Regions from separate parts of the Homo sapiens genome. Here region 1 is linked to region 2. Evidence: chromatin loops called from intact Hi-C (ENCODE). Cell type or tissue: endothelial cell of umbilical vein. All regions are shown on one strand. Links, peaks and the distances in the headings refer to the core of each region. The heading gives the core; the rest is flanking DNA.

Region 1 (15,638 bases), core at 3,859-11,858, 870 kb after region 2:
TGAGGGCTACAGAAATGAGTACTTTCAGAATATAGCAAATTTTACAGATGGCATCATGAAATACCGTATTTTCTCTTTCTTTTCATGCTATACTATGCTTGCCTCTTACTTACCTTACTGATCCTCTTTTATTTCTTTCTATTAACGTCTGTTCTATGGTTTCTTTTTATCCTGACAGTGTTTTGATATCTCCTAACTCAAAATTTTTGGCTAGTTCTCCTAACTTCTGTTCTTAGCTCTCTTCTCTAATGTAATATTTCTATAGTTGAGTCCACCAGTAATGACAGCCATGTTCAACAATTCTGAAACACAGCTGGGCGTGGTGGCTCATGCCTGTAATCCCAGCACTTTGGGAGGCCAATATAGGTAGATCACCTGAGGTCAGGAGTTCAAAACCAGCCTGACCAACCTGGTGAAACCCTGTCTCTACTAAAAATACAAAAAATTAGCCAGGAATGGTGGCAAACACCTGTAATCCCAGGTACTTGAGAAGCTGAGGCAGGAGAATCACTTGAACACTGGAGGTGGAGGTTGCAGTCAGCCAAAATTGCACAATTGCCCTCTGAAAATTGTTTCCATAGCCTTATAATCTGGGAGAAGCTGAGGTTAAAAAGTTTAAGAACATAATAATTAAGGTTAATAAATCTGGATAGGGTTAAACTTCAGCTCCATCACTTACTAAATATGTTTTAATTTCCTCTTACATAAAATGAGGATATGGCAACATAATTCATGTGATTATTGCAAAGATCCCATTAAAAATATTTGTAAAGCACTGAACACAGTGCTTGGCACATAGTGTTTACAGAATTTGAGGGCAAGTAACTTGATAAGTTTTGGATGGGTCCCCACTAAAATCTCATATTGAATTGTAGTTCCCATAATCCTTACATGTCATGGGAGGGACCTGGTGGGAGGTAATTGAATCATGGGGGTAGTTACCACCATGCAGTTCTCGTGATAGTGATTCTCATGAGATCTGATGGTTTTATAAAGGGCTTTTCCTCCACTTTGCTTTGCGCTTCTCCTTGCTGCTGCCATGTGAAGAAGGATGTGTTTGCTTCCCCTTCTGCCATGATTGTAAGTTTCCTGAGGCCTCCCCAGCCCTGCAGAACTGTGAGCCAATTAAACCTCTTTCTTTTATAAATTACCTAGTCTCAGGTATTTCTTCATAGCATCATGGGAATGGAACTAGTATAGTAAATTAGTACTGGGTAGTGGGGTGCTGCTATAATCATACCTGAAAATGTGTAAGAAACTTTGGAACTGGGTGACAGGCAAAGATTGGAACAGTTTGGAAGGTTCAGAAGAAGACAGAAAGATGTGGGAAAGTTTAGAACTTCCTAGAGACATGTTGAATGGCCTTCACCAAAATGCTGATAGTGATATGGACAATGAAGTCCAGGCTGAGGTGGTCTCAGATGGAGATGAGGAACTTGTTGGGAACTGGACTAAAGTCTCTTTGCTATGCAAAGTCTGGGATGCAGGGCATGAAGTCAATGCAAAGAGACTGGCAGCATTTTGCTTCTGCCTTAGAGATCTGTGGAAATTTGAACTTGAGAGAGATGATGTAGGGTATCTGGCAGAAGAAATTTCTAAGCGGCAAAATGTTCAAGAGGAAGCAGAGCATAAAAGCTTGTAAAATTTGCAGCCTGATGATGTGAAAGAGAAAAAAACAATTTTCTGTGGAGAAACTCAAGCTGGCTGCCGAAATTTGCATAAGTAATGAGGAGCCGAATGCTAATCACCAAGACAGTGGAGAAAATGTCTCCAGGGCATGCCGGAGGCCTTCACAGCCATCTATCCCATCACAGGCCTGGAGGCCTAGGAGGGAAAAAATGGCTTTGTGGGCCAGGCCAAAGGCTCTCCCGCTGTGTGCAGCCTTGGGACTTCAGGCCCTGCATCAGCTGCTTCAGCTCCTACTATGGCTAAAAGTGGCCAGTGTACAGCTTGGGCCATTGCGGTAGACGGTGCAAGCCCCATGCCTTGGCAGCTTACATGTGGTGTTGGTCTTGCTGGTGCACAGATGTCAAGAATTGAGGTTTGGGAACCTCCACCTAGATTTCCCAGGATGTATGGAAACACCTGGATGTCCAGGCAGAAGTTTGCTGCAGGCACAGAGCCCTCGAGGAGAACCTCTGCTAGGGCAGTGCAGAAGGGAAATGTGGGGTCAGAACTCCTAGACAGAGTCCCCACTGGGGTACTGCGTAGTGGAGCTGTGAGAAGATGGCCACCATCCTGCAGAACCCGGAGTGGTAGATCCACTGACAGTTTGTACCATGTGCCTGGAAAAGCCCCAGACACTCAATATCAGCCTGTGAAAGCAGCTGGGAGAGGTGCTGTACTCTGCAAAATCACAGGGTGGAGCTGCCTAAGGCCACAGAAGACCACTTCTTGCATCAGCATGAGCTGGATGTGAGACATGGAGTCAAAGGAGATCATTTTTAAGCCTTTATGATTTGACTGCTCTGCTGGATTTTGGACTTTCATGGGGCCTGTAGCCCTTTCATTTTGGCCAATTTATCCCACTTGAAATGGGTATATTTACCCAATGCCTATACTCTCATTGTATCTAGGAAGTAACTAACTTGCTTTTGATTTTACAGGCTCATAGGTGGAAGGTACTTGCCTTGTCTCAGATGAGAGTTTGGACTTGGACTTTGGGGTTAATGCTGGAATGAGCTAAGACTTTGGGGGACTGCTGGAAGGGCATGATTGTGTTTTGAAATGTGACGACATGAGATTTGGGAAGGGCCAGGGGCAGAATGATATGGTTTGGCTGTGACCACCCCCCCCAAATCTTATCTTGAATTGTAGCTTGCATTATCCCCATGTGTCATGGGAGGGACCCAGTGGGAGGTAATTGAATCATGGGGGTGGTTATTTCAATGCTGTTCTCATGATAGTGAGTGAGTTCTCATGAGATCTGGTGATTTCATAAAGGGCTTTTCTCTTTTTACTCAGCACTTCTCCTTGCTGCTACCATGTGAAGAAGAATGTGTTTTCTTCCCCTTCTGCCATGATTGTAAGTTTCCTGAGGCCTCCCCAGCCCTGTAGAACTGTGAGTCAATTAAACCTCTTTCCTTTATAAATTACCCAGTCTCAGGTATTTCTTTATAGCAGCCATGAGAACAGACTAATACATAACTCTTGTGAATTTTGAAATTCAGTTAAAGAAATGTTTCACTGCCTGAAATAAAGTGGCTCTCTCTGCCATCTAAACTTTTAAATTACTTAGTACTACTGGAATATAACAGAAGATTCATGCCTTTAACAGGGATGAAGCAGGAGAAATCAGTCAGAGGAAAGGAGGGTTGGTAAACTTGATCTTTGCCATCTGTTCAAATTGCACTGAGTATAGTGAATCTTTTTAACAGAAGTCATTTTTCATCTACTGTATGTGGCTTTGGCAAAAGTAGTTTATTATTGTTTTAGCTTTACACCATAGACCCAAGATATGAATAGTGGGAAGGAAATATTATTACAGCTTGGTTCCCCTGTATTCTCTAGAAGATCACTAGAATATTGATTTCCTTTTGGCCTGATTCACTGTACAATGGTTTTATATGGGTGGGTTGTAAGAAACAAGAATTTATATATATATATATATATATATATATATACACACACACACACACACACACACACACACACACACGCACACACACACACATATATGCATATATAATTATACACATACAATTTCCTGTCTGTTTATTATCCATAATAAACACCTATTTTTATTATTTCAAAATAAATTACATTGAGATTTCTTGATTTGCCTGGAGAAATAAGGACAAGGTGCCTAGCTAAAATTAGAATTAAATGACTGGATTTTAGAGACAGGAATACGAGCTTGACTAGGTCCCAACTTACACTATATTCAATTTAAAAATCTAAGAAATGGCAAAAGCAATTCAACACATTTCTAGAAATTAAATGGTAAAGCCTAAGAGTGAAGGCTGAAACAATGCTACTGAATTAAGCTGCTGCAATCATTATGTACCTGTGGTTCCCAATTTTAATGTATTTTCACTGCATCAGGAAAACTTCCAGAAGACTAATAAAGGTGTTAAGAAGTAAAGCTAACTCCGACATACAGTCTCCCTGGCAATATATTTTTGTATTTTGTTTTGTTGTAATGCTGGTGACACTCCAGTTTGGTGCAGCCACAGGAACTGACATTTTCCAATCACTCTGGCATTTACAGCCCCCTCTTCACTCCGCATCCCACTGGGATCCTCCTCCTCAGAACTCACCGGCAAGGCTCGGCCTGCCTTCGCCACTGCCAGTCTTGTTTCATTTTGGTTTGATGAGTGGAGGTGCAGAGAGGGTGAGAGTGTTGTAACTAAGGACAGAAGTGAATGATAGCACATTTGTATTACGCAGCCACCCTTTTCTATTCCCAACTGAAGATCACCCTTAGGGATATGTGGTTTAAAAAGTAGCTGAGAGAAATAGCCAAAGGAAGAGGAAAATGGATGCGAGAAAGAACGTGAAACGAGCCTTCATACCACTCTCACTCCAGTCTCCCTTTCCTCTATTGCAGTTTTTCTCTTCTCTATGCTGATTTTTACTCCTCAGACAACTCTATTCCAGATTCCTTGTTTCTTCATTTGTGAAGCTCATCTTCATCTCTGCATGTCCTTGTCTCTGTCTTACTCGAAGCCAATCTCAGGGCCATGCCCCTATACATGTTTTTATTAATCCACCCTGAGTAATATGGTTGGTAAAATTCAAAGTGATCAAAAATGCCCTTTGGGATTGCATATATAATGTGAATTCCCTTGCTACTTTATATGACTACATGAGAAAGTTTGAACTCTCTGAAATAATGATAGGGCACTATAAAATGCACGGCGTTATTAATATAATCATATTTTTTCATGTTATAAGTACCAGAAATAGCAGGTGTCTGTATTCTGCTAACAAGCTCTGTAGCTACACATGCTGACATACTGGGAGTTCTAGAGGCAGTTCTAAATAAGTATAAAAATGCAACAAATGGCAAACCATTTATTAATCTCTTTAAGCTAAATTTTTTTCAAGTTATTTTTACAGTATCTTTTAAAACAAAATCCCATATGAAAGTAAATAAATTCTAAAAATTATAAAGCCTAGAATTTCACAGCATTGCCCAAATAGTTATGAGCTTTGTCCATATGTCAGTAGAGTTACAGTAAACTTAGTGATTAAGTTTTTCACTCAACACATTTCCAATAATTGCTTTTTCTGGATAGTGCACTGTACTAAATCCTATGGGAGATACACAAATACATAAACAATAGTCCTTATGCTCTAGAATTTTAAAGTTTGGTTATAATGGAAAGCGTATAGTCAAATAAACCCACAGATGAATGTCAAATAAATGAAGCACATAATGTATAGTATAGGAATTTAGAGTAGGAACAAATCCTTTTTGGAGAAAATGATTGTAGAAGTTAAAAGGAGCAGACAGCATTTAAACTGGACACTGAAATAAAATTCTACTTGGCAGAAAATTGAAGAGGTGATTAAAATAGCAATAACAACAGCAATTTTAATAATAATAACAACAAAGCAATCATGATGAAGTTCATTTTTGGAGCATGTCCTATATAATAATTTCAATGTTAACCCTTTATCTGTCTTATTTCATTTAATATTCAAAACAACCCGATGAGCTAGGAACTATCATTATGCTATTTTCAAAGATGAGGAAATTTGAACTTAGGGGAATAAAACAATTGGTCAAGAATATAGGGAATATAAATAAAAAGACCATAGTTTGAAAATAGGCTATTGTACAACATTCAAGCAAATGTACTGGTTCCAGTCTGTTTGTCTTAGATTCATTCATTGTTCTTTCTTGTCTCTATTTTGTGTCACATGATAGCAGACCCATACATGCAGCTTACTTTTTACCAGATTCAGCCAAATAGAGACACTGATGGGATATGACGGGTTAGAAAGAAGCTAAGAGATTTCTCTCCATTGTCTCTCTACTTTGGTTACCTCTTCCAGCAGCCACTGTGTAACCTCCCTGGCTCTACTATGTGTGAGACAAAACACGTATGGTCCAGTATTGACCAGGTTATCTGGCCCTGGGCTCCCTCACAATCTTCTCCTTAACTGTCCAGTATAGGAGTTGATTGAAGTAGATTCCTGTTCTTGCTAATCCCTCCATTATCCTGCTAGCCCTTCTTTACTTCTCAGCAATTTCATCACTGGTGCTACTAATTTCCACTATCAAACTCCCATTTGTAGAGACTTGATGTGATTTCTATTTTATTTTTATCTATGAGCAGGTACAATAAAATAAAATTTCAAAATATATTTAATAGAAAGGACACAAGCAAAGATTTCAAAGTGAGGAAATAGTAGCCACATTTACAAAGCTAATGGACTAGTTTTATTGGAGTAGGGAACTCAGGAAGTGGAATTCTGAGAATGAGTTTTGAAGGTACAAGATGGTGGATGAGTTTGAATGGTGGGGTTTATGCAACAGGAAATACAGAGTGATTCAAAGTTTGGAAAGAGTAATCTGAAATTCAGCAGTATGGGTTTGGTGAAGGAATGATGTCAAAGAAAAACTGCACCAAATTGAGTAAACGGGCAAGGAAGAATATTGCAACAGGAGTCAAGATGATTACAAAAGGAAGAGAGATTGCACTCAACTCTGCTGATGTAGAAAAATGGGAGAGATGTTAAGTGCCAAAGATAGCTAGTGGAAAAGAACTGGAGGACCTCAGGGAGGAAGTTGGTCAATGTGATTAGGCCATCTGTGTGTGCTAATTGATGCTTATCTAAGTTAGGCTCCTACCCTCCCACAGAGACTGAAAATAGGGGTGCTATCTTTCTTGATGTTTACATTTCAAAGGGATGGCTTCCAGGTCCTTGAGAAAGACATTCCTGGGTTATAAAAGTCAGAAGACGCTGGGGGATTTATATCTCAGAGGGGCAAAGAATTTACAATTGTACTTTTTCTAAAGTAAATGCCTTAAGAAAAGAAAGGTCAGGGACCTACAGTCAAGAAGAAACCTGTCTAAAATTTAGTCAAGCTGAGGAGAACATTAAGGACATCTTGATCAGTGAATAAAATTAAGGAGACCAGTAGAAGGTCATATAAGGTCATAATCTAAAGGTGTAGCAGAGAAAATGTGTAAAAATAATCAACAGAAATTGTCTGCTGGTTAGATATAGGTCAGGAAGAATAAGAAAGGGCAAATACAAGGTAAACTCAACTATTTTTCTCAGAGGGATGTGGCTTTAATATAAATGAAATAAGTGGAAATAATAACCCATTGGTATAAGGGGAAAGCCAATTGAATGGATGACCAATTCGAATTACTAGATTGATAATAGTCATTAACCAGTCGAGGACTAGCAAACCTCCAACAACATTTATTAGATGTATTTCTGTCTGAGAGAATGGAGAAATATTAATTATTTAAATGTAACCACTACTTTGTTTCCATGTGGTTTTTAAAAACATATTTTGAAGACAAATAATGGGAAAGTAATATGTATCACTAAAACCTTGAAGTGAATAACATAATTTGATCCTATTTTTATCTTTCTCTAGGTAAAGGAGAAAAAAAAAAAGATAGGGACGAAATAAACAAGAATGAGGTGATGTTTGCCCACATTGTGGGTCAATGTTTTCATATATTTATCTCATGTAATTCTCAAACAACCATGAAGCATGAAGAAGATATTATCTACCCTATCTTCAGATTAAACTTTGTTTACAAGGTAACAACCAATTGCAGAGCTGCCTTTGAATCTAAGTCTACCGAACTTCAAGATCTATACTCTGTTTGCTACAACAAGGTGCTTGGGATAAGTAGACTTCAATGAGCAGAGAAATTGATTGGAACTTGCATGAAATGATGACAAGTTTTTCTGATCAAAGGCCTTTGCTCTGCTAATGCATCAAATTACAGGTGGTTTCCTCACAAACACTCAATTTTTGCAGAGCTATTCACACTTCAGGTGAAAGTATATTTTTTTTTCAAGGATTAACCATTATTATTGGCTTTTCATATGTTAACTAAATCCATGCTGTTGTTGGAGGCAGTGCTACAGTTTGATGTGCTTGTTTGCCATGATGCAACTTGGTCGCCCTCTGGAGGCTATTTTTAGGATTGACTAGCAAGTCTTAATTTTGAAGAAAGGTCTTAACAATTTAACAACTCATTTTAAAGGTGTGGAAATTATGTATATATCATACTTAATTTTAAAGTTTCAAAGCATTGGGTCCAAAATATTGAGAGACTATTTTAAAATGTTCAATTTAACATTTTATGGCACAGAATATTTGGAATTTCACTTTCCCTTTGGAAATACAGATGGTCATGATTCCCTTTTCATCATGGAAAATCTATCTATACTGGGGTTCTTTTTTTCTTCCCCACTAAGAACACAAGGGCAATTAGCTCTATATAATAAAAAATAAACTATATGATATAATATTTTTCACTTTATTGGAAACAAAATCTGTGGTTTTAGGTACAGAAACCCATCTCTATATTTCCAGATTATTTGTATTTTCCTTTCTACCAGAGACAAAAGATGACAGCTTACAAAGATCTTTCTAAACAGAATGTCTTGAAGGATAAAAATGTTTTGTTCCCTAGTTCGTTCTTTTCAGTTTTTTTGTTGAAAGAGTATTATTCCAGTTAGTGAAAAATATACAGGCAAAGTGTTTTCCATATATTTATGACAGCTGCCATGACTTAGCTATAACTATTTTTCACAAAGTAAGCAGTTATGAGTTGCAACTTTAAACCTAGTGATTCTTTATTTGATTAAATGAATGTCAGCTTTTAAACAAATGAGCAGATGGAGAAGTCAGCCTCAGTCACTATTTGGAGTACATCATACAACCAGAGTTGTATAAAAGTCCTGTAACATGAATTTGTTATGGAGGTCTCTCCAGTCTCCTGAGACCATTTCACACTGTTTCTCACTGTGACTTTATATTCCATTGCTAAATGTTTTAGTGCAGTGTTTGAGACCCTGAAATATTTATTTTTTTAATTTTTAAATTTTATTTATTTATTTATTTATTTATTTATTTTTTGAGACGGAGTCTGGCTCTGTCACCCAGGCTGGAGTGCAGTGGCACGATCTCGGCTCACTGCAAACTCCACCTCCCGGGTTCATGCCATTCTCCTGCCTCAGCCTCCCGAGTAGCTGGGACTACAGGTGCTCGCCACCATGCCCGGCTCTTTTTTTTTGTATTTTTAATAGAGATGGGGTTTCACCGTGTTAGCCAGGATGGTCTCGATCTCTTGACCTCGTGATCCGCCCGCCTCAGCCTCCCAAAGTGCTGGGATTACAGGCGTGAGCCACCGCGCCTAGCCGACCCTGAAATATTTAACAAGACAAATACATAATGCTTACTACATGGCTTCCTTATATCACTCCTCAGTTATTTCCTTGTAACAACTGGACACAGCCCCAGGGCCCTATCCAGCAGAAAGGTGGTGTCAAGCACTGCGTGTTGTATTCTATGATCTTTGGCCCTCCAATTGCCTTTTAGCCACTTTCTTGACACCTCAACACATGTTCCAGCAGAACATTTCTTAAGGCACAGACTTTTAGGGAGTCTTGAATCCATGCTGGAAATGGAGAGGGGAGAATGGAGGAAGAGAAGGGAAAAATACAGGAAAGACAAACACAAATATTTTTTATAAATCTTTCAGCCACAAAAATTATAGGCACCATGCAGAGCAAGTGGGGAAATTTAGATTCATGCATTAATTTACCAATTAGAATGACAGATAAGAGTGAATAAAGAAGTATCTAAGAGGTAAATTGGATAGGATTGGCAATTGATAGGATATAGTGGATGATGAGAGAGGGTGAAGTCAAAGTTAATGGCTAGACTTCTGGTTTATATAACTGAATGAATGGTGCCACCATACACTAAGACAAACAAAGATGGAGCAGGACAGATTAGAGGTTGCGGGAGAGCATGCATATGTTGAGTTTTATGTTTATTTAAAATAAACAGGTTGAGATGTTAAATAGGTACTGGATATACAGAATTTAAAACTGAGGTCTTGGATACAGCAGGTCCTCAAATAACGAAGTTTAATTTAACATCATTTAGTCATAAAGTTGATGAGAAAAAAAAATTAACTCCCACCTGAGGCCACAGTCTACGTGGAGTTTGCACATTTTCCCCATGTCTGTGTGGGTTTTGGCCTCATACTCTGGTTGCTTCCCACATCCCAAAGCTGTGCACATTAGCTGAATTGGCATGTCTACATGGTTCCAGTTTGAGTGAGTATGAGTGTGTGAGTGAGTGTGACCTACGATTGGATGGCTTCCCTGCCAGGGCTGGTTTTTGCCTGGAACCCTGAGATGCTGGGATAGGTTCCCATCACCCACCATTCTGAAATGAAATAAGCAGGATGGAAAATGAATGAATGAATGAATGAATGAGTACAAATTATTGTCAAGTAAAAATTTGTTAAGTACATGACAATCCTACAAATGCACATTTATTATCATGCCAAAAGTGCTCAGGGAGCATGCTATATTTCCTATTATTTGTTTTTGAACTTTATGGTACAAGGGGGTACTCCTGAAAATTTTCACTTTGCAAACATTTATTTCATAATTTAACCCATCACTGCTGTGACTGCCATCATTCACTGATTCACCAAAAAAAAAAAAAAAAAAAAAGTGGATCACTAACTATCTTACTTGATTTTATCAATTTAACTTAAATGTATGTGTAGCTCACATTTATTTCAATGTTTAATATTAGAAGTGTTTTTGTTTTTTATTTATAAGTTTGGTGATGGTTTTGTTACCAAAAATAGTCCATTAGAACTTATCTCTTATTTATATCTACTAGCCTATGGAAAAATTGGTTTCATTATGCATAGTTTTGCTTAAAGTCAGAGTTTTCAAAAATCTATCCACAATGTTAAAAGAGGACTTATTGTACATGTATGTCCAATTTTCATGGGGGTGGAAATTAAAGCTGTGGAAAGAATTTATATTTCCATAAAATATCTTGATAATTTTATAGAAACCCACATATTTTATGCTACTAAAGTGAGAGAATATAATAGTCTAGAATTGAATTTTGAAAAATTTCAACACTTAATGTTTGGAAAGAAGATGTATCTGCAAAAGAGATGGAGATTGAGCAACCACAGAGATAAGCGAAAACCAGGAGAGTCTTAGCCCAAGGAAAATTAAACTTAAAAGAGGGAAGCAAATTCTACTTACAGATCAAGTAACTATAAGATTGTATCTTTTAGTTTATTGAGGACATAGAGCCCCAAGGCCCAAGCCAACAAGAATAGGAGATCGAGACCATCCTTGCCAACATGGTAAAACCCTGTCTCTACCAAAAATACAAAAAATTAAGCTGGGCGTGGTGGCACGTGCCTGTAGTCCCAGCTACTCGGGAGGCTGAAGCAGGAGAATTGCTTGAACCCGGGAGGTGGAGGTTGCAGTGAGCCGAGATTGCGCCACTGTACTCCAGCCTGGCAACAGAGCAAGACTCCATCTCAGGAAAAAAAAAAAAAAAAAAAAAAAAAAAAAAGAAGATAATATCTACCCATTGCTTCTATGAACTTGGAAATTAGTAATAAACTGTTTTTTATTGGAGTGGTAAAGGCTGGATTCTGTTAGAAGTAGACTAAAGAATGAGTAGGTGATGAAGTGAAGATACTGAATACAGAAAAAAACATTTCTTAGGAATTGAAAAATTATGGTTTTGAAAAAGAGGAGAGGGGAAAGATAATCAAAGCAGAGGATGTGTGGAAAAATGGTGAGTTTGATTTTGCATTTCTTCTTTGTTTTATTCTTCTTTTTAACCGTTTTTTCCCTAATTTGGAAGATGTTTTAATGCTAATGGAAGGGTGAGAAAAATATATTAAATAATATAAGGATTCTGAGAAGGTAGAAGTAGATGTAATCCAAAGCAGGATTGAAGAAATTGCCTTTAGTATAAACAGGGCTTTTGTTCTATTAAATGACCAAAGGGGATAAAGATGGGAGCAGAGCTGGTAAATGCATTATGTTCACTAACAGAAAATTTCCTCTCTAATGTCTTTTATTTTCTTTTCTGTGAATTAGAAGAGATTATCTCCTGATAGTACAGCAAATGGTGGGAATATAGACAGTTAAAGATAGTGTGGAATGATAGAAAAACACATTGTAAAGAATGTAATGACTGTTCCTGATAAACGAAGCAGAATTAAAGGTCAATATTGAAGGATCTTTGATGTCACTGATCATGAATTTATAAAGGAAACAATCTAAACCTTTATGTAATTTTCTCAGGTAGCCTTTTAAAGGTAGAGGTCAAAAAAAGTGAAAGCAGTGGTTTCGGGTTTATCCATGTTTGGATACAATGAAAAGACACTAGAGCAAGGGAGTTTAGAATACAATCAGAAATAATAGGCATTGGAATCTAAAATAATAAGGAAGGATGTAAAGGCAATATTAGGAGAAAATAAAGAAGAAAATAGACTTGTTTCAAAGTACAATCATGGTACAGCTGCGATTTGAACAACTAAACTGGAATGTGAGAAGTTTGTTTCAAGGGCACGCTTGTGTTAATGATTTGGGAGGTGGAACTGTATAATTTTTGTTTGTTTTTGTTTTAAGACCATGTCTCCATCCCTTTTCTCTGATTTTTATTGTAGAGGATAGCCTCACAAAATTGAATTTTCCAGTATGCCTTGACAATAAGCTTCCCATTAGGTTTGACCAAAGGGAAGCACTGATGAGATAATGGAAGGAGGGAATAAAGGAGAACACAGAATGCCCTCCTTTTTTAATTTTTTTTTTTTTGAGATAGGATCTTACTCTGTGCCCAGGCTGGAGTGTAGTGGTGTGATCATGGCTCACTGCAGCCTTGACTCCCTGGTTTCAAGTGATCCTCCTGCCTCAGCCTCCCAAGTAACTGGGACTACAGGTGCATGCCATCATAGTTTTGTTTCGTTTTGTTTTCACTTTTTGTAGAGACAGGGTCTCACTATGTTGCCCAGGATGGTCTTGAATTCATGGCCTCAAGCGATCCTCCCACCTTGGCCTCTCAAAGTACTGGATTACAGGCATGAGCCACTACGCCCGGCTTGCCCTCCTTCCTTGAGGGGCATAGACATCTACATCTGAGGCTTTGTCTCCTTCATGGGTACAATTCCTGTTAGAGATTTTCTCCCTCTATATTACCAGAATCACCAGCACCCATTCCAATTTTGCTTAGGGAATTCCCTCTTGCCAAACTCTGAGTAGCCTCCTTATCCCCATTTTGACTCTTTCGCTTTGCCAATCTTTGAAAAGAAAAGGTTATTGTATTAAAATGTGCTTTCTAAACTTCCTGAAGCAGACCATCCGTCCTTCCTGAACTCTAATTGATTAGTCCCAGGAAACAAACCTTCAAAATAAGACTACAGAATTGTTGTTTATCTCTTTGAGCTTGAATGTAGTAATGACCTCAGTACCAATGTAAAGAAAACAAGCACTTCTTCCAACCAGTGGAAGCATGATTATTTAAGTTACCACCAGTGTTTGTTTTGGATAAATTGCCAGTCAAATAAAATCCTTTTGGAGGTCAAGTGTCTACTGTGTTCATTGTGGTAATAATATCTATAAGCACTGTGGGGTACATTAGCTGCTTCTGACAACACCAGAGAGCTTACAAGATGCAAATGATAAGTTGAGTGTTAAACCTCTCAGATCAACGCATGGGAAGAGACATAGACAGCCCCTATGAGGGACTTAAATGTTTCTCAGGTTTTGTAGCCATAGAGCAGACATGGCTGAGGATCAAGCTTCAAATCTAAATTTGTGGGTTGCAGAATTAAAATAAAAGCTCAATGCCCATCTTTGTATTGAGTCTCATAGATTAACATCAGGACATCGATCAAGAAAAAATTCAGTATTAAAGATTTAAGGTAAGGACAGGCAGGCAGACTAAGATTAATATGAAAACTTTTACCTTAAAACTTCCTGACGTTTCCTTGACAGTGAAAACAAACCTTCATCTCCCAACCCCAGTCTGAGGAAATTCAGCAATGTCTTTTGCTAAACATACTTCTAAAGACCTTTTCTGGAGTACTTAATTTTCAAAGAGTGTCTACTTTTCTCAAGACCCACTCACATTAGCACTTATTTTTTCCCAGCCTGTAACTATTCAGAGAGGAGAAAGAAAAAGAAATCTGTCAAGCAGACAGTTGGGATGGGTCCTTGGTAAAACTCCTTCAAACAGAAAAACACCCAGAAAAATCAAAGCTACAGGCACAGATAGAGCAGCCTGGGGAAAAATCAAGTTACAGTTGCACTAATAAGGGAGCAAGGCCCAACATAGAAACGTCTCTGTTCTTTGTGTAATCAGTGGGATCCCAGGAAAAAGTTTCCTCCCTTTTTCAGGCATGTACATGGTGGGCTCCATGGGAACTTGCACAGGGGGGTGGGGGCTTACCTAAAACACACAGTTGCATAAACAAGAGAAGCTGCATTTTGTACTTGCCTAAGAGATGCCCGCAGCTGCACAGATAAAGAGAGTTACAGACAGCTACACAGATAATGGAAGTTACACAAACAGCTACAAAGATGAGGGGAGTTTCTCATACAAGCTTTTGGATTCAACTGTAAAAACGACAACCCTCTTTCAGGCCCCCTCTCCGCTGTGGAGAGCTTTCTTCTTTCACTTATTAAACTTTCGCTCTGGCTGGGCGCGATGGCTCACACCTGTAATCCCAGCACTTTGGGAGGCCGAGGCGGGCAGATCATGAGGTCAGGAGTTCAAGACCAGCCTGGCCAAGATGGTGAAACCCCATCTCTACTAAAAATACAAAAATTAGCCGGGCATGGTGGTAGGCGCCTGTAATCTCAGCTACTCAGGAGGCTGAGGCAGGGAATTGCTTGAACTCGGGAGGCAGAGGTTGCAGTGAGCCGAGATTGTGCCACTGCAATCCAGCCTGGGTGACAGAGCGAGACTCTGTCTCAAAAGTAAAAATGAATAAAATAAAATAGAGCATATAATGTGAATTTTTCTCCAAGTCCTCCTCAAAGTGGTTTGTAACAATTTTCTAGGGGGATTGTTTAACAAGAAAAGGGGGAAACTCAGAATTTTTCAGAGATTATTAAGCTAATTTCACATATCTGAGGTTCAAAAACATCACTGTGATCTTCAGGTCATAGTGGGGTTTATGGAGGTCATATGATAATTGGAGACTTGATATAAATTCACCTCACTATAACGTCTGTGGATTCAGTAAGCTACACTATATTTCCCCATGCCTGAATGCATTGTTGGAGACATACTTAGAAAAAAGAAAACAAAATTCTCATCCATAGCAAGAGCTATTAAGATGGAAAGGGCCATCACTTCACATCAATTAGAATGTCGATGATTTAAAAAAGAAACAGAATACAATAATAAAAATAACAAGTAGTGATGAGCATGTGGAAACATTGTAACTCTTGTGCATTACTAGCAGGAATGTAAAATGGTACAACCTTTGTGTAAAACATTCGGAAACTTCCTCAAAAAAAATGAAAGACAGAATTACCATATGATCTAAAAATTCCTTTCCAGGGCATGTACCCAAAATAATTGAAAGGAAGGACTCTTGACAGGTATTTATAGACATCCATATTCACAGCTTCATTATTCA
Region 2 (15,638 bases), core at 5,213-13,212:
TGAATTTTAAAATTGTTTTTTCTAGTTCTGTCAAGAATCTCAATGGCAGTTTAATGGGAATAGCATTGAATCTATAAATTGCTTTGGTCAATGTGGTCATTTTAATATTGATTCTTCCCATACATGAGCATGGTATGTTTTTCCATTTGTTTATGTCATCTCTGATTTATTTGAGGAGCATTTTGTAGTTCTTGTTGTAAAGATCTTTCACCTCCCTGGTTAGCTCTATTCCTAGGTATTTTATTTTTTTGTGACAATTGATCATCCTAGATTTTTCTATGGCTCACTTATATGTAATGTAATCTAAAATAATGACCTGGCAAAATAAGAGTTCTTGTTTAATGTTTTGTTTGATTTAAAGTAATTTTATAAGACAGTTTAAGCAATTAAGATTAACTTTATATTTTGACTTTTTTTAAAATTTAAAGCTTAACGGTTTTTCATGCTATTAATTAGATTTCATTGTACTATGTCATTTATGAAGCATAGTATACAAGAGCATTTCTCAACTAATAAGCTAATGAAAACATACTTTTTAAGGCATGAGTCAAAAATGTTCTTTTTAGTGGCAATAAGATTTGTAATGGGGGACACTCTCACCTTCCTGATCATATACACAGATAAAAAATTTAAAGAATTTCATTCCCTAAACCCCCCAAAAAAATCAGTATATGATAGTAGAACCAGGAAAACAGAACAGCATGCAAGAGAAGAAAAGGGAAGAAATAAAAATAAGTAGGAAAACCAAAATAGAGTGTAAGAGGAAGAGAGAAGGTGAGAGAGAGGGCAAGCAGTAGGAAGGCATAATGTCAAGTTATTGTCATATATATCTTTGCATTACAACTTTAGTTATTTGACTCTTTACTGGAGGGCAAAATTATCTCATCTGCTGTTGCAGCTACATCAATCTAAAATCACAATGGTGCTCACACATCAATTATGGTGATACCAATGTTTTGTGACAGCATAATTTAATCAGATCACTGTAATTAAATCTTCCAAGTCATTAAATCACCTTTTACAAAGTATATTACTTTTATTTCAATTATTAATTCAATTTAATGAACATCTCATGCTCTCTTTCCTATATATTATTTTTTAAGTTATCTTATGTGCCTCCTTATACCCTACAGGTTCATTTTAATTTTCAAAGAGCAATAGATTCAGGAGATAAATGTATTAAACAAAGACATCCAGCACATCTTGAAACATTTCCATGAAGAACAATCACACAAATTAAACAGATTTTAGAAAATATTTAAGACCAGAATGTGTGTGAATATATAATTCCAAAGACAAAGAATATAAATTTTACCCTTGGTGTCATACATTTTGACTGACAATGACACTAATAATTTAAAACTGTAAATCTCAAATGATTAAAAGAGGAAGAAGACAAAGAAGTGAAAGAAGCAAAAGGGACTACTGCCACTACTAGAGGATTTCCTAGAAGAAACAGTAGGAGATTTTCAAAAAATAATCATAGAATAAGAAAGATACTTTCTAGGGTGACGCCAAGCCTTGAGGCCACAAATAAAAAAAGTTTCATATATTCAGATATATAAATAAGCTAACATTTTACAGAATAAATTTCAGAATAAGCAAAGGCAAAATGATTAACTGGAAAAAAATCGTATTTTTAACTCATTGCAAAATGATAGTTTGTCCCCAATCCCATTACTCTCCTCTTCTATAGTATTAGTTTCACTATGCAGAACATGTCAATCTAAAGACTATATTTCCTAGATTCCCAACATCTAGATATGGCCTTCATCAAAGTTCTGACCAATAGTGTTTGACTGTGAGTGAGGCACACTGGTTTTGAATCTTGCCCTTATAACAACTATGGGTAGGTTCCTCTAGATCTCTCCATTCTCCATCTCTGGGGACAGTAAGAACTAGAGCTGTCACATTGGACCCATCATTGGAAGCCATATATTGATCCTTGAGCTCTGTGTGTCTATCAAAACTATTATATGAGAGAAAGAAAAAGAAACTTCCAGTTCATTTAAGCTACTCTATTGGGACATTTTTTTAATATAGCAATAGAAGCTGTCCCCTAAATGACACATTGTTCTTACATTGTTCTTTGAAGTGATAACTTCTCTAGTATTTAAAGATCTCTTTTAACTAAAATAATAAGATTAACAATGCAATAGAAAAATTAGCTAAGGAAATAGTTCATAAAAAAGGAAATAAAAATTGATCTTAAACATATGAAGGGCCAGGCGTGGCAGCTCACGCCTGTAATCCTAGCACTTTGGGAGGCCGAGGCGGGTGGATCACGAGGTCAGAAGATCAAGACCATCCTGGCTAACACGGTGAAACCCCGTCTCTACTAAAAATACAAAAAATTAGCCATGCGTGATGGTGGGCACCTGTAGTCCCAGCTACTTGGGAGGCTGAGGCAGGAGAATGGCGTGAACCCGGGAGGGGGAGCTTGCAGTGAGCCAAGATCGCGCCACTGTACTCCAGCCTGGGCAACAGAGCGAGACTCCATCTCAAAAAAAAAAAAAATATATATATATATATATGTATATATGTGAGAGAATTGTTAAATCTCTCACAAAAGTAAAGAATGAAAACAGAGATTCTATTGAGAGGGTATTTTGAACTATCAAATTGCCAAGAATCTGAGAGCTTGGTAACATGTTATGTTCATGAGCATAAGGGGAAACAGGTACTCTTACGAATTGTTGATTAGAGTATAAAAGTGTAAAATGCACACAGACACAAACTTTTTGATATTCCACACCTAGGAACTCATCATATACATATACACAAATGCAAAGTGGCATGTGTATAACGTAATTTATTTAGTCACTGTTTGTTTTAGCAAAGGATCACAAATCACCTACGTATTTATTGGCAGGAGACTGCTTGTGTAAATTATGGTCCAGATGCTATAGTTTGGATGTTTTGTGCCCTCAAACCTAATGTTGGAGATGGGGACTAGTGGGAGGTTTTTGGGTCATGGGGGCAAATCTCTCATGAATAGATTAACTCTCTTCCTTGGGGAAAAGAATGAGTGACTTCTCACTCTGCTAGTACCCATGAGAGCTGGTTATTAAAAAGAGCTTGGCACCTCCCCTCTCTTTTCCTTTTGTTTCTGCTCTTGCCATGTGATCTGTGCATACATTGGTTCTCCATTGCCTTCTGCCATGACTGGAAGTAGCCTGAGGCCCTCACCAGAAGCTGAGCAGATGGCGGTAGCATGCTTCTTGTCCAGCCTGAGGAATCGTGAACCAAATTAAACTCTTTAAGTTATAAATTACCCAGTATTAGGTATTCCTTTATAGCAACACTAAATGGACTATGATACCAACCAATTAAATACCATAGAGCACTAGAAAAGATTGAGGGAATCCTTTACACACTAATATATAATAATCTCAAAGATATATATTTTACTGATAAAAGGAAAGAACATTATATATAATTTAGCATTTATATAAAATTAGGGAAAACATTAACTTAGACTTGATTATAGTCATAGCATATTTCTGTATTTCTAAAAAGAAGGAAACTGGTAACCTTATATACCTCTACTAAGGGGAAGTAGATTATTGGTGTATAGGAGTGGAAGAAACTATATAATTTATTTGTGACTTATAAATTTTAAATCATGTGGCCATATTCTTCAAGCAAAAAATAAAATATAAAAATCAAAGAGTTGGTAGAACCCCGTATATATTTTTTTCAATTTTTAATAAGATCAAAATTTTGTACCATGGGATAGAGGCTGTATTCCAAATACTAAAGGTAAAATACAACTACTACATTAATCATAATGTTGATTATTTTCATTGGTAGAGTAAGATAATTATTAATGCAATACGAAGCAAAAGTAAAGCAATTAGAATGAATGACATTCTTAAAATTTTGCTTTAAATGCATTAAAATTTGAAATATAGACTTTGAGTTTCAAGAGACAAATGATTTTTACAAATGGGAGGAAATGGGGATAAATACATGAAAATACAGATCATCCATTTGCCCTGTGAACATTTTCACCCTTATATTAAATAGCATGGAGTCTTATATTCAGGATTTGGAATTGAACTTGCGTCTACTAACACTAATGTTCAGTGTAAGTATACACTATATGTTGAAGGTTAGGTTTTCACTCTTGTATTTATAAAGTATGATCAAAGCCCCAAAAAGAATTTCTAAAATTTTAAATATCCATATGTATTAGTCTGTTCTGACGCTGCTGATAAAGACATACCTGAGACTGGGCAATTTACAAAAAAAAAAGAGGGTTAATTGGACTTACAGTTCCATGTGGCTGGGGAAGCCTCCCAATCACGGCAGAAGGCAAGGAGGAGCAACTTATGTCTTACATGGATGGCAGCAGGCAAGGAGAGAGGGCTTGAGCAGGGAAACTCCCCCTTAAAGAACCATCAGATCTCGTGAGACTTATTCACTATCATGAGAACAGCATGGGAAAGACTTGCCCCCATGATTTAATCACCATCCACTAGGTTTCTCCCACAAAATGTGGGAATTCAAGATGAGATTTGGGTGGGGACACAGCCAAACCATATCACCATATAACAAGTGATATAACTTTGTCTTTAGATAACCCAGTAAGTTTTCTAAATTGTGTGTGTATATGTGTGTGTGTGTGATTTTAAATGTCTAATGCCTGGGAAACATACAACAATAATTAATCTATTCTGTACTTCAACGGAGGGGGATCCTACAATATAAGGCAAAATTATTACACCTTATGATATTCCTCCATTTAAATGTCTTCAGCACAATAGAGCAATAAAGAAAATGTCTTGTAAGCAATGTAAATTTTCAGGCCCCACTCCCTGACCTACTGAATTAGTGACTCTGGGAGCAGTAGAAATAAGTATTTTAACAAGACTTCCCAGTGATTACAGTTTGAAAACTACCATTTTAATTTAATGGGAAGAATCAGTATTAAGTATCACCTAAGACAATATTATTTTTTGGCATGAGACCAAACTAAAATAATAAATATCTCTTCAAAACTTTATTGCCAAGTTTGAAATATGATGTTTGAATTGAAACTATATATCTGTATCACATAAATTAATTATATATATATTATTTATTATATAAACACACATGGTACATATATATATATATATATATATATATAAAATTACATAGGCTATTTTAGAAGCAGAAGTTCTCTAACCTGGAGTCTATATATTTCCATATAACTATTTTTCTCTACAATTTTATGTATAATAGTTTATGCACTAAAGTCACCCTATTTTGAATATTTGTTCAAATTGTGGAGATCAATTACCATGGAATGCACACTGAGGCATACGATGAGGCATTCAAGAAAATTGAGACTTCTAAAATCTACCACGGTTTTGGAATCCAACACAGCTATGTCCAATGCCTCTTTAATCAATAATAATTTTAAAACACCATCTCTTCGTTTGAAAGAAGCAATTTACCTTCATCATGCTTCACACATACACAAACACACACACACATACACGTGTGCATAAGTTTCTTTAAAAATTTTAACTATGAAGACTAATAAATACTAAAATATTATAGCATGATATTTAAAATAGGGGCATTTTAAAAAGAGATATTTATCAGGTTCCTCTTTTTCATACTAAATTACTATTGAAATGTTCTCTCATTTCTATCTCTGCAATTTATTTTAACCCAGTCATCTCTCTTTTATTCTTTCCTAAACTTTTTGCACTTTACACAGAGTGTTTCTTTTCTCATTATCTGAAATCCCTGATCCCTGTGTCAACGCACTCCTAAATTATTCTAAACCATCTAAATGACTTCCTTAATCACAGGTCTGGTCCTGGTTTTCGTGGGTTCTTCATTAGTTCCTAGCTATTTATGGAATAGAGGTAACAATCATGCTTTTAGATATGGAAGGGACTTTATTCAATCTGCTTCATTTTACATGAAACTGAGACCCAGATAGGTTACAAAAGTTCCTGGGGTCAACTCAACAAATTATTGTTAGGGGAGCACTAGAGCACTCAGTCAACTGATCTCAATTGGCAATAGCATCTTAAATTTTAATCCAAGACTTTGAAGTTTCAGATTATAATCTAAAGCACATCTTCCCATATTTCCTTTCATAAGCCTTATGTATGGATTTATGGAATTATTTACTATTTCCTATACATACCCCAGGTTTACTCACCTCATGCTCATGCTCTTTTTCTCTGCTTAGAAATTCCTTTGTTCCTCTCAATTTTTGAAAATACGTATCTCTAGTATTAAAGGTCCATCTCATATGTCACCTCCTCCATTGAATCATTTGAGATCTCCAAATTATAAGTGGTCTCTTTTCTGAGACCTCTCATTACCCTTAAGCAAAGGTCATAATATTTTCTATCTCACATGAGTACTTAATATATGTATTCCGGCCGGGTGCGGTGGCTCACGCCTGCAATCCCAGCACTTTGGGAGGCTGAGGCGGACAGATCACAAGGTCAGGAGATCAAGACCATCCTGGCTAACACGGTGAAACCCCGTCTTTATTAAAAATACAAAAAAAAAAAAAAAGCCGGGCGTGGTGGCAGGCGCCTGTAGTCCCAGCTACTCGGGAGGCTGAGGCAGGAGAATGGTGTGAACCCGGGAGGCAGAGCTTGAAGTGAGCAGAGATCGCCCCACTGCACTCCAGCCTGGGTGACAGGGCGAGACTCCGTCTCAAAAAAAAAAAAAAAAAAAAAAAAAAAAAAAAAATATATATATATATATATATATATATATTCCATTCCTCTCTTGAACTATTCTTGAAAGATTTTTTTGTCTGATTCATATCTATAACCAACATAGAGCCTAACAGAGTGTGTTAGGCATAGTATTATCTGTTAAATGAGGATTTAAATTAATGAATCAAAGCACTTTCTCCAATTTTAATGAACATAATTGATATAGTACAGCTATATTGTCTAAAACTGGGAGGTTCTTATATACTTTTGGGGACTACTGAATAGTGCTCAGGTACGATGATTTTTTAGGATTTTGGAGAGCTCTTCTGAAAGTGTTCTATCCATAAAAATCTTGCTACTTAACATTATAAAATAATCTGTAATAAACACTATATCAAAGCATTACCAAAAAAATTCTGAAGCTGAAGCTTAGGACAAACTCACTTTAGAATATATTTACCTGTGATCTTGAAGTACCACCTGGTTTACCTTTAAAATTAACATTGTTTTCTTGTGTGGAGTCAGGGTAAGGGCTGGTGGACACCATCGCAAAACACAGCGTTGTTGCTGGAAAAATTGGTTCTCTATTCTAACAACTAAATATTACAACAAAGAACAAACTCAACTTCAACAAAATGTAGGCTGAATTTAATAACTCAGATGATCAAGTTCAGAGTCAGAATGGGAGGGCATAGATACAAGGAGTGGAAAAATTCCTGACAATTTTTTCTTGGTATCTAATAGGAGCTCTGTCTCCTGTATAAATTTTTATTCCTATGATTTTGTAGAGGTTCTGTTCTTCTAACCAAATTCAGATGAAGGCAATAGTTGAATCAAGGCAGGTTTGCTCAAGAGTACTCTTCTCTATATTACATTTTTAAATGTTGCATATATTATATCTTATATTATGTTCCATATCATTTTTAAAATTTTACTTATACCTTTTACAGGCTCATTAGTGATATTACCCATGTATTCCCATCCCCAGTAAAACAAAATTAATTGTAATGAGTAAGACTTGTATACATTATACAAGTAAAAAATTAATAGGAAATAGAGTTTTGTAAGCAATATGGTGGAATAGGAAGGCCCAGACCCTCATTTCTCCCATGGAGACACTAATTCAACAACAGTACATGAAACCAATTTTCTGTGTAAGAAATCCAGAAACTAGTTAAGAGATTTCTGCAACCCAGAAGAACATGAAACAAAACATGTGGCACCCTGTCATCATAGCCCCTCCCTTCATTATAGTACCACATGGTCAAAAAGAAACTCCTAGCTCCAGATTCTCCTTGAGGAAGGAAAGAGAAAACTTGACACTATCTTCTTATGTTATGACTTTTCAGGGGTCTGTCAAAGGGACTGGTGGCTGTTTCATCGGTCTTAGAGCAATGAAGCGACCCAGCATATTCTAGATGCTTGGAGGTTGTTGAGAACCGAAAAGAAACTGGTGATATGTTGCTTCTCCAGAGGAACACTGGTACAGCTGACAGGGTGATACAGCTCAGAAGCATTTTCCTTAGAAAGAAGGAGAAGACTGGAGCATGTGCACAACACTGTAGCTTTTCAGGAGGCTGCCGGAAAGGCTGATTTCTGTCTTGCCTGTCTTAGAACGCACACAGGACCTGGACTACTCTAAATGCCTAGGGGCTGCTGAGACTTGAAAAGAGCTGGGTGGTGTGCCGCTGCCTTAGTGGACCTGCAGTACAGCAAATAGACACCAGAGGGAGCACGAGATTACAAGCTCTTGAAATACGAATTCTGCAAATTGCTCTAAAGGAATCTACATGCGCAGAGAAGATACATCCACAGGAGAGGTCTGACAAGCCCCCAGAATTTCTAGTTGGGTGATTGGTGAAGGTTTTCCCTGTACAAAGCCAGTTTGTAAATAATGTTAGAGGTGTTTGCTTTTTTCAAATGCAAGGATAACAACACAAAGTTGTGAAGAATATAAAGAGGGAAAACGGCTCAACCAAGAAACAAAATGAATCTACAGAAATTGATCCTAAAGAGACAGAGGTATAAGATTACCAAACAAATAACTCAGAATAATCGTCATAAAGATGCTCAATGAAGTCCAGAAAATGATTCATCAACAAAATAAAATTTAAACCAAGAGATAAAAGGTATTTTTTAAATCAGTAATTTTACAGCTGAAAAATGCAAAAATTGAACTGAAAAAATTAGTAGAGGGGCTAAATAGAAGACTTGATTAAGTAGAATAGAAACAATGAGTAAACTTGTAGATAAGTCATTTGAAATGATCCAGTCAGAACTTGAAGACAGGTCATTTGAGAAAAAAAAAACAGAAAAGAAGAAGGAAAAATAGGGAAGAAAGCCTAAGGAGCTTATGGGACACCATTAAACACACCAAAATATGAATTATGGGTGTCTCAGAAAGAGAAAAGAGAGAGAAGGGAAAGAAAGCTTACATAAAGAAAATATGATTGAAAACTGCCAAAATCTGGAGAAGAAAATAAACATCAGATTCAAGAAGTCCAATAAATTTCATATAGGATGAAACCCAAAAGACCACAACAAGGTACATTATAATCACATTGTCAAAACTTAAAGACAGAGAATTTTTAATGCAGCATCACTAAAGTAATGGAGAAGGGAACCCCATAAGATAATTTGTGGATTTCTCAAAAGAAATCGTATAGGGCAGAAAAGAGTGAGATGTTTTATTAAAGTGCGAATGACAAAAACTGCCAACTATTGAAATGGTATCCAGCATAACTGTTGTTCAAAAATAAAGAAGAGAAAAAGACTTGACCAATAAAGAAAAGGTGAGCTAGTTCACCAACACTAGACCTGCCTTGAAAGACCGCTAAATTGAATCCTGTAAGTTAAAATGAACAAATGCTAAACAGCAAGATGAAAGTATAAAGCTCACTGGTAAAGGTAAATATACACACAAATGAGAATATTCTAATACTGTAAAGTTGGGGAATAAATCACATTTTAATAATTTTTAAAAATAGTTTTAATTATCATGGATACATAATCATTGTAATTATTTAAGGGGTACATGTGATATTTTTGAAGTCCAAAGATAAGGTACAAAATAACAATAAATATAAAATACGTTAATGTATGCATAATAAAAAAGAATATTTGTGACGATAACATAAAATGGGTGGGGTATGTAGAAGAACAGAGTTCTTGTATGTGCTTGATGTTAAACTGTCATCATCTTAAAACAGGTTGTTTATAACTACACAATATTATGTGTAAGCCTCGTGGTAATCATAAAGAAAATACCTATAGAATATACACAAAGAAAAATAAGAAAATAAAAGCCTGTCTCTAAAAAAACAAACAAAAAACACAAAATACCCCCAAATACAAGGGAATGTAGCAAGAGAAGAAAGCAGGAACAAAAGAGCCACAAGACAGACAGAAAACAACTAAACAGCAATAGTAAGCCTTTCCTTATCAATAATTACTTTAAATGTAAAAGACGTAAACTCACCAATCAAAATACACAGAGCAGCTGAATGAATTAAAACAACAGAAGAAGAAGACACTGCATACAAATGATTCACAATAGATTTAAGTACATATAGGCTGAAAGTGAAGGGATGGAAAAGATATTTCATGCAAATGGTAAAGAAAACAGAGCAGGAGTGGCCATACATTTATAAGAAGAAATAGACTTTAAGTTAAAAAATGGTCACAAGAGACAAAGAAGGACATTATATAATGATAAAAGGTCAGTTATCTAAGAAGAAATAACATTAATAATTTTATATTTATATATATTTATGCACACACACATATAAATACATGTACCACACATACACACACACGTACATATAAATACACACACCCAACACCAGAGCACTTAAATGTATAAAGCAAACACTGACAGAACTGAAGAAAGAAATAAGTTACAATAGTAAGACATTTCATTAACCCACATTCAATAAAGGGTAGAACGACCATGCAGAAGATCTAGAAGGAAACATAGGACATAAGCAACACTATGGAGTAAATGGACCTAACAATATATACACAACATTCACCAAACAGCAGCAGGATACATTCTCCTGAAGAGCACATGGAACATTCTCCAGGATAGATCCTAAGTTAGGCCACAGAAAAAGACTTAACAAATTTAAGAAGATTGAAATCATACCAAGTTTTTTCCGAATAAATGGAATAAAATTAGAAATCAACAGAAGGAAGGAAAACTGGGAAATTCACACATATATGGAAATTAAATAACAGTTTTGAATAGCCAATGGATTAAAGCATAAATCAAAAGGGAAATTAGAAAATATGTTGAGACATATGAAAATAAAAATACAACCTACCAAAACCTACGGGATGCAGTAAAAGCAGTACTAAGTGGGACTTTCATAGCAATAAATGACAACATTAAAATAATAGAAAATATCTCAAATAAACAATCTAACTCTATACCTCAAATATTATAAAAAGAAGATCAACCTAAGCCAAAAATTAGTATAAGGAACAAAATACTTAATAAAGCTGAAATAAACAAAATGGAGAATAGAAAACTGACAGAAAAAAATTAAATTATCACAAGAGTTGTTTTTCTTAAAATATTAATAAAAGTAACTTCGAGCTAGACTTAAAAAAAAAAAACAGGCAGAAGACACAAAATCCAAAATGAGAGAGGAAACATTACAACCATTGCCCAGAAATATGAAAGAATCATAAGAGACTATTGTGAACAATTATATACCAATAAATGAATAACTTGGAAGAAATAGATAAATTCATAGAACATACAAGCTACCAGACTGAATCATGAGGGAATGGAAAATGTAAACAGATAAGTTAGTAAGAAGATTGAATCAGAAATCCTAAAATTTCCAATAAAGAAAATCCCAGGACAAGATGGCTTCACTCCTGAATTCTACCAAACATTTAAGAATTAAAGCCGATCCTTCTCAAACTCTTCAAAAAATCGGAGAAAAGCAAACACTGCAAATTTGTCGTTGACTCCAGAACTTCCCTAATACCAAAGCCAGATGAAGACCCTACAAGAAAACTACAGACCAATATCCCTAATGAATATACATCAAAAAAATCCTCATCAAAATACTAGCAATCAGAATTTAATCACATTAAAATGACGACACATCATGACTACACGGGATTTTACGTGGGATGCAAGGATGAGTCAACATATGAAAGTCAATGAATATGACAAACCACATTAAGAGTACAAGGAATAGGCTGGGCACGGTGGCTCACGCCTATAATCCCAACACTTTGGGAGGCTGAGGTGGGTGGATCATGAGGTCAAGGGTTCAAGACCAGCCTGGCCAACATAGTGAAACCCTGTCTCTACTACAAATACAAAAAAAAGTTAGCCAAGCATGTGGCAGGCACCTGTAATTCCAGCTACTCGGGAGGCTGAGGCAGGAGAATCGCTTGAACCTGGGAGGCAGAGGCTGCAGTGAGCAGAGATTGCGCCACTGCACTCCAACCTGGGCACAGTGTGAGACTCTGCCTCAACAACAAAAAAAGAGTACAAAGAATAAAAATCACATGATTATCTGAATATATGTTGAAAAAGCATTTGACAGAATTCAACATTGTTTCATGATAAAACACTCTCAGCAAACTAGAAATAGGAGAAAATTACCTTACTCTAATACAAGCCATATATGAAAAAACCCACAGGTAACATCATATACAAAGGTGAAAATCGGAAAGCTTTTCCTCTGTCTTTAAGAACAAGGCAAAGGTACCCACTCTAACCACTTCTGTTCAACATAGGACTGAAAATCCTAGACAGAGCAATTAAGCAAGAGAAAGAAATAAAAGACATCAAAATCAGAAAAAAAAAAAACAAGTAAAGTTGTCTGTTCTTGGATGACATGATCTTATATATAGAAAATGCTAAAGATTCTACACACAAGAAAACTCAGAAGTAATGAACAAATCCCGCAAAATTGATAGAAACAAAACCAACACTGAAAAATCAGTTGTGTTTTTGTTTGTTTGGTTTTTTGGTTTTTGTTTTTTTTTTTAGATGGAGTTTCGCTCTTGTTGCCCAGGCTGGAGTGTAACGGCACGATCTTGGCTCACTGCAACCTCCGCCTCCCAGGTTCAAGCGATTCTCCTGCCTTAGTCTCCCGAGTAGCTGGGACTACAGGTGTGCACCACTATGCCCAGTTAATTTTGTATTTTTAGTAAAAGTGGGGTTTCACCATGTTGGCCAGGCTAGTCTCGAACTCCTGACCTCGGGTGATCCACCTGCCTCGGCATCCCAAAGTGCTGGGATTACAGGCGTGAGCCACCGTGCCTGGCCTAAACATCAGGTGTGTTTCTATATAGTAATGATGACTAATCAAAAAAAGGAAATTGAGAAAAATGACCTCATGTACATTAGTATCAAAAACAAAAAATACTTAATAAATTTAAGCAGGGAGATGAAAGATTTGCACACTGAAAACAACAAAACACTGACGAAAGAAATTGAAGAAGACACAAATAAATGGAAATAAATTCTGTGTTCATGGATTTGAAGACTGAATATTAAAATGTTCATACTACCCAAAACAATGTACAAATTCAATGCAGTCCTTATTACAATGAATAGCATTTTAAAAAGAAATAGGAAAAAAAAGACATATGAAACCACAAAGAACCCTGAATAGACACATTTTGAAAAAGAAGAACAAAATTAGAGGCCTCATATTTTATGGTTCCAAACATCATAAAACTACAGTTATCAAAACAATATGGTAATGATGTAAAGATAGACCCATAGATCAATGGAACATAATAGACAGCCCACAGGTATACGTTCAACTCACGTTTGACAAGAGTGCCAAGACTACAGAATGTGGAAAGAATAATCCCTTTCCACATAAGAATAAACAGTGACAGGAATTGTGGATATTCACATGCAAACTAACGATTTTGAACTATGGTGTTGCATTGTACACAAATATTAAATCAAAATGGATTAAAGAATTAAACATAAGACCTGAAATTGTAGAACTCCTAGTAGAAACCTAGGGGGAAGGTGTCAAGCCATTGGTCTTGGCAATGATTTCTTGCATGTGATATCAAAATCACAGGCAATAAAACCAAAAATAGACAAATAGGACTACATCAAATTAAAAAGCTTCTGCCCAGCAAAGGAAACACTCAACAGAGGAAAGGCAGTCTTTGGAATGGGAGAAAATATTTGCAAACTATATATCTGATAAGGACTTAATATGCAAATTTTATAGGCAACTCTTTCAACTCAATAGCAAAAAAAGGAAGAAAAAGAAAAAGAAAGAAAGAAAAGAAAAGAAAAGATTAAAAAGTGGGCAAAGGACTTGAGTAGACACTTCTCCAAAGAAGACATAAAAATGGTCACCAGGTGTAGGAAAGGGTGCTCAACACCAGGAATCATCCAGGAAATACAGGTCAAAGTCACAATGAACTATCATCTCACACCTTTTAGGATGGCCATTGTAAAACAAAAACAAAATTCAACTGTTGGCAAAGATGTGGAGAAACTGCAGCCATTACACACTGTTGGTGGGAATGTAAAATGATACAGCTCTTATAGAAAAACAGTACGGATATCCCCAAAAAGATAAAAAGAGAACTATAATGTGGTCCAGCAATGGCACATATGGGCAGTGTTCCAAAAGAATTTAAATTGGGATCTTGAAGTGATCCCTGCACTTCCATGTTCATTGCAGCATTATTCATAGTAGTCAAGAGGTGGAAATAACTTAAATGTCTATGGACCAATAAACGGATAAAGAACACATGGTATATACATACAATGGAATATTATCCAGCCATAACAGGAAGAAAATCTTGTCATATGCTACAACATTCATGAATTTTGAGGAAATTATGCTAAGTGAAATAAGCCAGACACAGAAATGCAAATACTGCATGATTCCATTTATATGAAGTACCTAAAATAGTCAAACTCAATGAAGGAGAAAGTAGAATTGTGGTTGCTATGGGCCAGGGGAGGGGAAATCAGGAGTTGCTTTTCAAAGGGTATAAAGTTTCAGTCAAGCAAAATAAAAATGTTATAGAAATCAGCTGTGCAATATTGTGTTTATAGTTAACAAGACTGTACTGTGTGTATAAAAATTTGTAAAGTGAGTAGATCTCATATGCTTAACACAATAAAAATATTTAAAAAATAATAGGAAATAAAGCCCAGTAATAGCCTTACTACTAAAATAAGTGGTAGCATGTGCCTGTCATGCGTGCCTGTCACATCTTCTTCTACCCTAAGACTTTGGTTAGTATAAAAAAATTCAACTTCTACAGTAACAGATCTTTCTCTGGGAAGTTCATTTTAGCCATTTCCTCATAAATCCCAAACAAGTATTCTTTCTAGTTCACTGACACTTCAGTGATGATGGCAAACAGATGAAACTCAGCACTTAAAAAATTAGATGTGTGGAAACACAATTAAAGTGATAGTCATTGACTACAATAATAAATAATGTTAAGTATCACAACTTCACCTAAAACAAGTGTGTGTTCTTGCAGATGCCTAAGAAGGTTTAACATGAGTTGCTCCCCAAAATAAAAAATTTTTAAAAAAGAGTGACTCCTTCTCCTTTCTCTTGAGAGAGTCTTAGAGTTATGACAGTGTCGTCAGCCACCTTTTCTTCCTGTTTAAATGACTGGCAAGGATCAGATGCTCACTACAGAATCGTGTTATTTTTCAAATAAAATCTAAAACTAAAATACTGCACTTCCCTTAAAAATGCTATACGATATGAACTTTAAAGTAGTTTTTTCCAATTCTGTGAAGAAAGTCATTGGTAGCTTGATGGGGATGGCATTGAATCTGTAAATTACCTTGGGCAGTATGGCCATTTTCACAATATTGATTCTTCCTACCCATGAGCATGGAATGTTCTTCCATTTGTTTGTATCCTCTTTTATTTCATTGAGCAGTGGTTTGTAGTTCTCCTTGAAGAGGTCCTTCACATCCCT

What was found. Hi-C counts contacts between places; a loop is a spot of excess contacts. Peaks named below come from ENCODE experiments on the same cell type or tissue, not always from the same donor. Only the 100,000 strongest peaks of a DNase experiment are listed, where the experiment ranks them.
Region 1: it touches region 2 in a loop (21-fold over the local background); 53 of 110 quality-filtered maps call a loop at or near these places.

What each region holds. Positions count from the first base shown.
Region 1 is chrX:34,292,978-34,308,615 of GRCh38, forward strand. No RefSeq gene overlaps it. Among named protein-coding and RNA genes, the nearest start is that of FAM47A, 170 kb to the left of the region's middle. In endothelial cell of umbilical vein, for the core only: no CTCF peak of the experiment used is centred there; a DNase peak (open chromatin) is centred at 8,104.
Region 2 is chrX:33,426,297-33,441,934 of GRCh38, forward strand. No RefSeq gene overlaps it. Among named protein-coding and RNA genes, the nearest start is that of DMD, 220 kb to the left of the region's middle. In endothelial cell of umbilical vein, for the core only: a CTCF peak has its summit at 8,397 (motif pointing right); a DNase peak (open chromatin) is centred at 8,405.